2 separate regions of the Homo sapiens genome follow, and region 1 is linked to region 2. Evidence: chromatin contacts called from ENCODE Hi-C data. All regions are on one chromosome and are shown on one strand. Each heading gives the region's core, a stretch centred on a gene start or an enhancer-like site at or near the end of the contact. The rest is flanking DNA. Distances are from core to core; before and after follow the strand shown.

The links. Hi-C counts contacts between places; a loop is a spot of excess contacts on that map. Pooled maps may share reads with other maps.
Region 1: a pooled map shows a loop between it and region 2 (2.6-fold over the local background). The contact joins two enhancer-like sites. A Hi-C loop is called at or near these places in 6 of 168 maps with a recorded cell type or tissue (IMR-90, cardiac septum, endothelial cell of hepatic sinusoid and 2 more) and 11 of 50 pooled maps.

Annotation. Positions count from the first base shown.
Region 1 is chr18:48,706,321-48,711,496 of GRCh38, forward strand. All of the region lies in intron 6 of CTIF (cap binding complex dependent translation initiation factor), which reads left to right. Among named protein-coding and RNA genes, the nearest start is that of MIR4743, 38 kb to the left of the region's middle. Within about 2 kb of position 3,303, at least 4 of the 41 ENCODE cell types and tissues checked have a DNase peak (open chromatin) inside an H3K27ac peak, as active enhancers do; they include heart left ventricle and left ventricle myocardium inferior, where a contact is called at or near this core.
Region 2 is chr18:48,788,052-48,793,322 of GRCh38, forward strand. The region is part of intron 9 of CTIF (cap binding complex dependent translation initiation factor); the gene reads left to right. Among named protein-coding and RNA genes, the nearest start is that of CTIF-AS1, 51 kb to the right of the region's middle. Within about 2 kb of position 2,625, at least 23 of the 41 ENCODE cell types and tissues checked have a DNase peak (open chromatin) inside an H3K27ac peak, as active enhancers do; they include heart left ventricle and left ventricle myocardium inferior, where a contact is called at or near this core.

The sequences.
Region 1 (5,176 bases), core at 2,053-4,552, 81 kb before region 2:
AGGTGCATGGAGGGATGGGTGGATGGAGGCATAGACGGGTGGGTGGCTGGGAGCCTGTTGCCTAGGGGAGGTGTGTCACTCCTATCACAGTGTCAGCTGGTCACAGAGCCACCCGGCACAATGCTTTCTGCTCACTGTTTGTTTTGCCCTCCCTCCCCATCCCCTCACCCCCAGATTCAAGAATTATTATTTTTTTATGGCTGTCATCACAGGGCAAGGCCTCGCACTCTCTGCCTAGGATTATTAACTATCTGGGGCTCATGTTCTGGGGCCAGAGCTCTGCTGGGCCTGCCCTTAATCCCTCAGAAATACCCACCACACTGGGTTGTGAGATACCAGCCTCAGCCTGCCCTGGAGTGGGCTGATTTTACATAACATGTTTTTGCAACCAGAGCAATAACATGCCGCCCCTCAGTGTCATGTCTTCTGCAAGCACTGACCTCAGGACAGGAGTGTATGTGCACGTGTGTGTTCCACGTGTACTCTGCCGGCGCTGCATGTGGAAGGAGTATTAGCTTCCCTCCATCCCTGGAGAGGCTTGGTTTATATAATCTACTTGTCTCTCAGGCCCATTTAGTTACCGGAAGTGGTCAGATGTTAGACAGACAGGGAACTGCAGCCAGGTCTCAGAGCTCAGGGGAGAATGGTTCTCATGCAGAGAGGTTGGGGAAAAGCAGGCAGGGCCTGGTGGGTAGTCCCAGTGTGCTACAGAGGCACATCTGACTCAGGTAGACCAGACAGCCAAAAAGCCAGCTGGGAAACCCAAGGGCTGGTTCTCTCATGTGGGGAGTGCAGGAGGTGGAGGGGATACTTATACCTGGACTGATGTCTACATGGGGCCCTTTCAAAGCACATAGTAGAAGGATTTGCTGAGCAAAGAATTAAAGCAAAGTCCACTGTATGTGCTTTTAAAGGATACATTTCCCATTTACCATTCAAGGGATCTATCCTTTTTAAAAAGCAAGGAGAGGTCTTTGGTCTAAAGCCAGAATACTATCTCCCCTGGCCAGGCCACCAGAAGCAACAACTTATACTTTTTCCAGATTTCAGGAACGTATTGGTCCTTCCTGTCATTGGGTGCCACTTGTCTTGGACATGCCACCTTTTCCAGCCGCATCTTAACAGATAATGTTTTAGGGCAGCTGTTTCCTTGAGATTAACTGGTGGGGGGCACTTTTCATTTTGATTGATCTTCTCTTCTTCTCCTCCTCCTTCTTTTCCTTGTCCTCCTCTTCTTCTTCTTCTTCCTCTTTCCCTTCTCCTCCTCTTCCTTCTCCTTTCTTCCTCCTCCTCCTTCTCCTCTTCCTCATTCTCCTTTTTTTCTTCCTCTGAACACATGCCATTCCCTCTACCTGGAATACACCACCCCCAGATACTTTTTACCTTTTTAATTGAGATATAATTTACATACCATGATATTCACCCTCTCATAGTATACAGCTTAGTGGTTTTTAGGGTATTCACAAGGTTGTGCAACGATCACTACTGTCTAATTCTGGAACGTTGTTATCACCACAGAAGGAACGCAGCATCCCTTAGCAGTCATTCTTCATTCTTCCCCTTCCCAGCCCCTGGCAACCACGGATCCACTTTCCATCTCTGCAGATATGCCTATTATGGACGTTTCTTAAAAACTGAAATCATGCACTCCGTGGTCCTTTGTAACTAGCTTCTTTCCCTGAACATGATGTTTTCAAAGTTCATTCATGTTGTAGTGTGGCTCAGAACTTCCTTCCTCTTTATGGCCATATAATACTCCACTGTATATATGTACCATAATTTATTTATCCAGTCATCAGTGGACGGGCACTAGGTTGTTGCCATGTTTTGGCTCTTATGAACAATGCTGCCCAGACCACTCACATATTACCTTACCTCTCACCAATGACTTTAAAGAAGCTCTGCCAACCTGCATGAGCTGCACATCTGGTGACAGGTTTGTGACTCAGTACAGACTTTCTCCTTTCTTCTGCTGGCCTCACACTTGCCCCCTGTTAACACCCAAGTGTTCTTGTTTTGGGAGGAGTGTAGGCAGCACCCTGAGTTGTATGTGTCTCTTGGTACCAGCTACCATCTTGAGTTTGAAGAACAAGATGGCTGATTTTGAGGGGTTCTCAATGGAGCTTGTGTCAACACAGTGCCCCCCATTGCATGCAGGAGGAGGTTCCCGGTGCTGGAAGTTCTATGTAAAAGGCCCCAGGGAAGGCAGTAAGGTCCATTCACTTATCCACCTAGATGCCACATTGAGGCTGAGGCCCCAGGTGGCCTTATACATAGGACCAGCCCTCTATAGCCCTGGCCTGGATTGTTCCTGGAGAGGGAGGACCTCAGAGGGTGCAAGGCTTTGTTCTGTCACCTCTGTCACTTTGTTCCACTCATTTTTCGCCTCACTATAGTCTTCCAGCCCCAGGCCAAAAACAGCATAAAATAGAGCTTCTCCATCCTCCCCCAGCACACCACCCTGGACCACCAGGCACTGTGCAGATTCTGTCTTCCTTCCATGGCCTGAGCTTCCCATGCCCTCCCTCCCTGCAAATCACTTCCTGCTGGACTCTTTTCCAAGGCTGGGGGCTCCATGAGGACAGGTGCCTGTGCTGCCTTGTTTGTCCTGGCACACTCAGCCCTGAGCAGAGTGTCAGGATCACAGGAAAGATAACGATGATGATGATGATGATGGCATCGATGACAGTGATGATGACAATGAGGCTTACTATGTACCAAGCATTATCCTATGTTCTTTACATGTTTCGGAACTCATTTAATCCTCACAAGGATTCTAGCAGCCAGATGCTATTATCTCCATTTTACAGATATGGAAACTGAGGCACATAGAGGTTAGGTCATCTGCTCAAAGTCACACAGCCATCAAGAGGAAGAGCCAGGATCTGACATTCACAGTCTAACTCTAGAGCACAGGCCTCTAACCACTGTCATGGTTTATACACATACACTACATAGATGTGAGTTGTTCTGGGATGGATGGATGGGTGGACACAGGGGACCTAACAGTGGCTTCATGAGAAGCCCCGAGTGGCCCGGTATGCCCCATTGAGCCACACTGAGTCTTGGGACAGGGTTAGCTCCCCATGGCTGCTGCCTGTGTGCAGGTAAGGAGGCCAGGAGGTAGGTTAGAGCCCAGGGCTGGAGGCCCACACCGAGGAGGCTGGCACCCCCTGGGCTCGTGTTACACTAGGGGCTATGGCCAGTTCCCTCTGCCCGGCCTCAGAGCCGAGATCCTAGTCCCTGCCGCCGCCGGTAGGGAGCCTCGGCTTCCTGTCCATTGTCTCCTTGGGGCACACCCGGTGTGTTCCTGAAGTGACCTGGAGAGGCAGGGAGGGAGGGAAAGAGGGAAGGGGGCCAGCCCAGAGCCTAGTCAGGGTGGGAGAGGGGAAACGAGAGGGGAAGACTTGGTGTTTTTCCTTATTTGTGTTTTGTATTAAAGAAAACAAATAATATCCTTTGAGAAAACCATTAAACAAAGCACATCCTAAGGCCCCAGAGGCCTATTGTGGCTGCCTGGAGCCCGGAATTCATTCATGCTTTCTTGGCTAGATTGTTGGAGGCAAGAGAGACGGGGGTGAGAGGAAAGGATTGTTATTAAAATGTATTTTGAAATGTGTTGCTCCCTCCCTGCACTCAATCCAGTCCAGGCCAAGTGGCCATAACTCCAAGGTCCCTGTGTCCTCCTGAGTCTGTTGTTCTCCCATTACCTCTCTGGGAAGCTCCCCAAAACTGGCCAGTCCCAGCATAGCCAGGGTGGTCAGTTTCCCCCATGAGCTTGGGGGCTGAGCCCCGTGAAGGCAAAACAGTGGGACCCTCCTTTATGGAACCTGAATCCCGAGGGCTGCATGTGCCCCACCACAGGGTGTAACCCACAGGACTATGATCTCTAACTCACTGTGTGGCCACTCTGGGCCTTGGGCTCCCTGCCTGTAAGGTGGGGAGTGGGCCAGAATAGACCCCCTCTGACTGCTCTCCAGCAGCCTGGACCCTGTGGCTCCCTGTCATCCAGCGCATGCTCAGGTCGCTGCAGGTGGGTGGGAGTCACACTCAGGCTATGGCCTCTGCATCCAGGCCTATACCCAGGTGTCCCAGGTCCAAGCCAGACCACTCCCTCCCACTTGACTCCAAGCCTTGGTACCCCCTACTCCACCCCAGGCCGCTCATAATGGAATGGTAGTGCATGGTGGTGCTCTCTGCCATGTCCACACCAGAACACACTTTTCTGTTGGAGGAGGGATGGGAAGAGGTGGTAAGAGCAGAGCTGGCCATCAGCCCAGCTTGTGCAAATAGCTCTGCCTGTGATCCTGCATTTGCAGGATCTGCCCTGGGTTGCAAATAGAGGGTCTCTCTCCAACCTTGATGTAGATGTAGAAATAGTTGCTGTCATGATGACAATACGCAAAAGACTATCCTTAGAATTTTCCCCAGTTCCTCCTTTAAAGTTGAAAAAGGAGCCTGGGCAACAAAGTGAGACCCCATCTCTGCAAAAAATCAAAAAACAAGCCAGGCGTGGTGATGTGTGCCTATGATACTGGCTACACGGGAGGCTGAGGAAGGAGGATTGCTTGAGCTCAGGAGGTCAAGGCTGCAGTGAGCCGTGTTTGTACCACAGCTCTTCAGCCTGGATGACAAAACAAGACCCTGTCTCAAATAATAATAATAATGATGATAGTAATGCTGAAAAAGTAATTTAGCTAATTCCATGTTTTCCTAAATACTCCCTAGGCAATATAGGGAAAGAAGATCTTGGGTAAAAATTTCACTGGGGGTGCCTGGACTAGGTTTAGGAGACAAATTTCCTCTTCACAGGGCTTAGGGTTTTCAGGCTTCACCTCCTTGGTCCTCTAGCAGCCCAGAGAAGAAGGGTAACATTCCCATTGTGTTATGGAACTTGTGCTTAGAGAAGTAACTTGTCCTGGGATGCACAGCCAGTGAGCTGCAGAACCTGGCCCCAGCTCTGTTGCTCATTTTCTGCAAAACCTTGAACCAGCTTGTTCATCTTTCCAGATTTGAATGTCTCATCTGTAATTCAAGGACTTGGACATAATGGATTCTAAGGTCCTCATTGTCCCTACTGTTCTTTGATTCTGTAATTCCAGCATCACTGCCTGGTAGGAAGTTCATTGACTCTACTGTTTTTCCTTTTTCAGTCTGGATTTGGTGGTTAGAGTCT
Region 2 (5,271 bases), core at 1,375-3,874:
AGCTTTGCTGACCTTGAGCTGGGACCCCCCCTTTCAGAGTCTCCCAGTGATAATCCCCATGGGGACAATTGGATGGCCGACCCTCTCTAGCCTTTAGGCTGGGGGGAGAAGAAACCTGAATTTGGGGTTTTTGTCTCTTTCCCAGAAGAGGGGTAGGAAAGAATCAGTAACAGCAATAGCCTGAGCTGGAAACATGCTCAGGGGCCAGTGCGTCCCAGCTTTGAGTATAGAGCTTCATTCTGAGCACTTCCCACATAAAACACAATTGGGGTGCCCCAAGGAGGGGCAGACACCAACATTTCAGGCCAGAATTCCAGACACTTGACTCCTAGGAGAGCTTTGGGTAAGCTGTCTCTTCCTCCCTAGCCTTGGTTTCCTCACCTGTAAATAAGTGGCCTGAAGCCACTGAGGGCCTTTTAGTGCCAGCAGTGAATCCTGTGACTGTGTTCCTCCTATCTCCCTGTATCCCAGGGCCACACCACCTGAAGCATTTTTCCCCTGCCTGGCCACATACCTGCCCCCGGAGGCCTTGTTACTAAGAAGGGCTCATGGAGCTGGAGGAGGTCAGGGGAGCAGTGGGAACAGCCAGAGGCACAGTGGCAGCCTTTGAAGATAAGATTCCTAAGTCTGGGAAATACAGAGGTGTGGCTGTAATAGGAACAGGACACAGACCCTCTCACCATCACAGGGAAACTCAAGGGTCTCCCTTGGGGAGGTCACTACAGAAAAAATGAGAAGAAGCACTTGTACTTCTGTACAGGGTGGGTGTGAACTCATCACCGGCCCAGAGGTGTAGGTAGGCCAACAGTGGACACGGATGCTAGAAAGGTACTATGACATCAGAGTGAGCATGACTGAGTCTGGTTAACGATGGCCAAAACTGTCCCATTCCCACCATCCAATAGCACACCTCTTAGGCCTGGGAGACCCTGGGCAGACTCAGGAGGACGTGTGCTGTGCTGAGCCTGAAGAAGGTGGCAAAGAGCAGGTGTGTGCACGTAGGTCCCTCAGCACCCATGGGACATGTTCCTGGACTGCAAGCCTCATCTTCCTTTAGTACAGTCACTCTAGGCCTCTGAACCATTGCTTCCTTGGCAGGAAGTACCAAATCACAGAGAAGCCTCAAATCATTTTCTTCGGGTTTAGGGAAAGTCACTGATTTTCATTTTCCTATAACATGATGACAATAAGGGCTGGGTTCACATCCCAGCTTTGTCACAGACTAGTTGTGTAACCTTGAATGGGTTTCTTACTCTCTCCAAGCCTCAGTTTCCTCACTGGTAAGATGAGGATGGTAATAATGATTGGGTTGGATTGCTGGGGATTAAATGAGATAATGTAGTAAAGGGCATAATACAACCCTGGCCCTCAATAAGTGCTCATAATGTTGGCTATGGTTCAATTGGACTTTGCTTGGGATAATAGTGAAAGGAATTTTAATTTCAGTTTGATTCATCAGGTGTGCACTAATATTATAGGTCTAGCCCTGTCTGAAACTCTAGGGAGATACAGTCAAGTGTAGATCAGTGACATACCATATTCATGGACTAGAATACTCAGTATTGGTATGATGTCACTTCTTCCTAAATTGGTCTCTAGAGTCAACAGTCTCAAATCAAGATGCCATTAAGCCTTTTGGGCAGAAATTGGCAAGCTGATTCTAAAATATATATGGAAACTCAAACCTACAATATCCAAAGGAATCTTGAAAAAAGAACAAAATTAGAAGTATAAATTAAGGGCTTTGTTTTTTTGCTCTCAGGAACCTTAAGACTAGTGGGGAAGACTAATAAGAGACCCCATGCTGCTTCCTAGGAATGTAGGGTACTGGTGAAGAGTATAGATGCTAGAGCCTGGCCCCTGGCTTTGAATGCTGGCTTTGCCACCTGCTACCTCATGACCTTGGGCAGGGTACTTTTCCCCTCTCTATGTCCTAGGTGTCTCATCTATAAAATGGGATGATCACAGCTTCATTGCCATGGGGCCATTGTGAAGATGAAAGGAGCTAACCCATGTTAGCCTAAGGCTGCCTACTAGGTGTTGGGGAAGGGATGGAAGTAGAATGAGGACAGAGGTTCCGCCCCCAGTACCGTATGTCCTTTGGAGAAGGAAAGCCTAGAAGCTGAACCACCTTTCCAAAAAGGGAAATTCTGGAATAAGGATCTCAGGCTCTGTGAGTACAGCCACCTCCTTTTCTAAGACCCAGACTGGGGAAATAGCTCATCCAGGGTCACTTGGCTGAAGGTTAAATACAGAGGAAGTGTCCAACAGGCAGGGAGTGTGAGCAAAGGTCCATGGCAAGGAGTTACAGCGGTGCTTCTTGGGCCATGGGAGAAGGCTGTTTCTGGAGTGCCGAGTTCGAGGGGGCATGGGGCTAAGGGACAGCCAGCAGGCATGAGTCACCAAGGGGCAGGCTGCCAAATCCAACAGGACGCCCCATGGAGCCCTTTGGCCTGGGCCCAGCTCAGCAGCCCCCTCCCCATCCCCCGGACACACGTACCCCACCAGGCCTGGAGACATTTCCTGAAAGACTAAGAAAGCACTGGGAGCTGGACGGGCGGCCTCAACGGCCAGAGGCTTGAGGCCAGGTCTCTCATGGAGGAGCAGACGAAGGGAGGACGTGACCGGCAGCCTTCATTCTCACAGGCCAGGGATTTCAGAGGAACGCGGCCAAGTCTAGCTCTGAAGTTCCCACTTCAGACCCCGCCCGGCTGGAGCCACGGGCGCCTGCAGTCGCCACCCTGGAAATCAGAGAGGCACGTCATAGGCCACCTCGTGCTGGGGAACACGTCCTCCTGGGGCCTCTGTCAGCTGGCTCACCTGCTGGGGTTCCCGGATAGCCCTTCTCCTTCTGCTGGGCCATGGACCCTCCTCTAGCCAGCTTCCCCCAATCCCTGCTCTCCCTCAGCCCCCAAACCTGTCCACCTTCTCACTCCATCTTCTCAGGAGAGTCCTGGCACCCAGAACAGACCTCCTAGGAATGTCATGTCTCTGTCTTTGAGGTCATGAGCAGACCTGGGGCAGGAAGGGGAGGCCCTGTACAAGCCCTACACTGTGGCTCAGGCCCAGAGAGGGGTTGACACCAGGCCAAAGGAGGGACACATGTCCACAGATAGCTCCCAGGCCTCCTGCATGCTGGCTGGTCAGACCATGAGAGCCACACTGGACAGGTGAGGAAACTGAGGCCCAAGAGGAAATGTGATTTGCCCAAGGCCCTATAGCAAGATAGAGGCAGAGCAGAATGGAAGACCTAAGGCTCCCAAGCCCTGAGCCCCAAGCTCTTTTAAGTCATTTTCATGGTTTCACTTCATTTTCTTTTTTCATTTCCTTCCTTCTTTAAGAGAAAGGCAGGCTCTGGATAGACAGGCAGGGACACAGGCAGGGCTACCAGAAACTCAGAGGAAAGAAGAGAGTGGCCCAGGGTTGGGCAGCCTCTACCCCCAGCCCCCAAGCTGAGTGGAAGCCCCTCCCTCCCACCCAGCCTCAGCCTGGCCCTGGGGGCTCCCCTTAGTGGGAGCTACCAGTTTGTGGACACAGGAATGTGCCTGTGGCTTGCCCAGAGACCCTGAGGGCCAGCACCTCAATCACAGCATCTCCTTGCCCCAAGCAGCCTGCCCCGTCTCAACCGTAGCTTTTATCACCTTCCTCCATGCCTCTCTAGTGAGTGTCTTCCCTGAGTCAGCAGAACCTGTTCATAGTCATCCCTTCTCCCAGATTAATCTCTCTCTCTCTGTAGCCTTCCCTGATCACCCAGGCTGCTGGAGTCTATCTGTGCCCTCACTGGGCACTCAGCTTTTGCCACCTGGTGTTCTTAGTGTCATCTCTTGGGTCTGTTCCTGTCTCTCTAACCAAACTTTAGGCAACTTTGTTCATTCAACACTCCATGAATTCAAGGCCTACCACGTGCCAGGCCCTGGGCTATGGTGGGATTCAGCAGCAAACAGACAGACTCAGCAACCTGCCCTCATGGAGCTTACATTCTAGCGAGGAGGGGATGATAAGCATCAAAGCAACAGATCTGCAAATAAGTAAATTTCCAAAAGGCTGTGGAGAAGGAAGCAGGGCATGTTGGGGGACAATTTTAAATAGGGTGATTGGAAAAGAGCTCACCCAGGTGACCCTTGGATAGGCTTGAAGGAGTGAGCCGTGCAGACCTGGGGAGCATCCTGGTCAAAGAGAAAGAGCAGTGAAAGGCCCAGAGGCAGGAGTGTGCCTGCCCCATGGGAGAACTGCAAGAAGTCCAGGTCAGGGGGGTGGGTGGGAGCCATGGGAAGGCATCAGGTCAGCGGGATGCTGGGATCTATAGGCTCACAAGGACGAGATTAGCTCTGAGAGGGGTGGGATGCATCAGAGGGTTTCCAGCAGGGAAGGCAAGGTCTGACCTGAGTTTTAATAGCGTCACTCAGGCTGCTGGGTTGAGAGGAGTCTGAAAGGGTGGAGTAGATGCAGGGATACCAGCCTGGAGCCTTTAGGGGGACAATGAGCATAAAAGCAATGGATCCACAAATCTGTTGAGTAAATGTGGGAGAGTAAATAAGGGAGAGTCTAAGTAAGGGGTGGTGGTGAAGTGATTAGGGTGAAGGGACAGGTCAGAGTCTGGGTCTACTTTCAAGGAAGAGCTGAGAGGATCCTCTGAAGGACTGGACGTAGGTGCAAAAGAATGTTGGGGTCAAGGATAACCTAAGATCTGGGGCCTGGACAACTGGAAGAGGGGCTTACCACTAACTGAGGTGGGGAAGATGCTTCAGGAGGGTGGACCAGGAGCTCACTATTGGACATGTCATGTTGGAATTGTGCAATAGGAAGTGGCCAGGTTGAGTGGACAGTTGGAGCCCGGCATTCAGAGGGGTGATCTGGATAGAAATAAGCCTCAGGGAGCTAATTTCTATCCAGGTGGTATTTAGGTGGTGCTATTAGGTGGTATTTAAAACCATGAGACAGGATGCCATCTCCAGAGGATGAGGATCTATGGTACAAAGGCCACTTGGTGTAGAGCAGAAGCTGTGTCTCCAGTTGTCTAGAGTTATGAATGGGTGGCTGATGACGGGGCTCTGACTCCACCGCTGTCACAACAGGCCAACTGCAGGAGAGAGGCTTCAGCCTCTGCCCCCTCCCTGGGATCCCCTTGCAGGCTAGCACAAGGGAGGGCTCAGGAGAGACAAGTAATTATCCTTATAAATCAGGAGGCTCCTGCCAGGGAGAAGCAGGGAGGGGCAGGCTGCAACCCCACCCCCTCTAAGTCTCTTGACATTTCCTGGGAAAGTGGTGTCA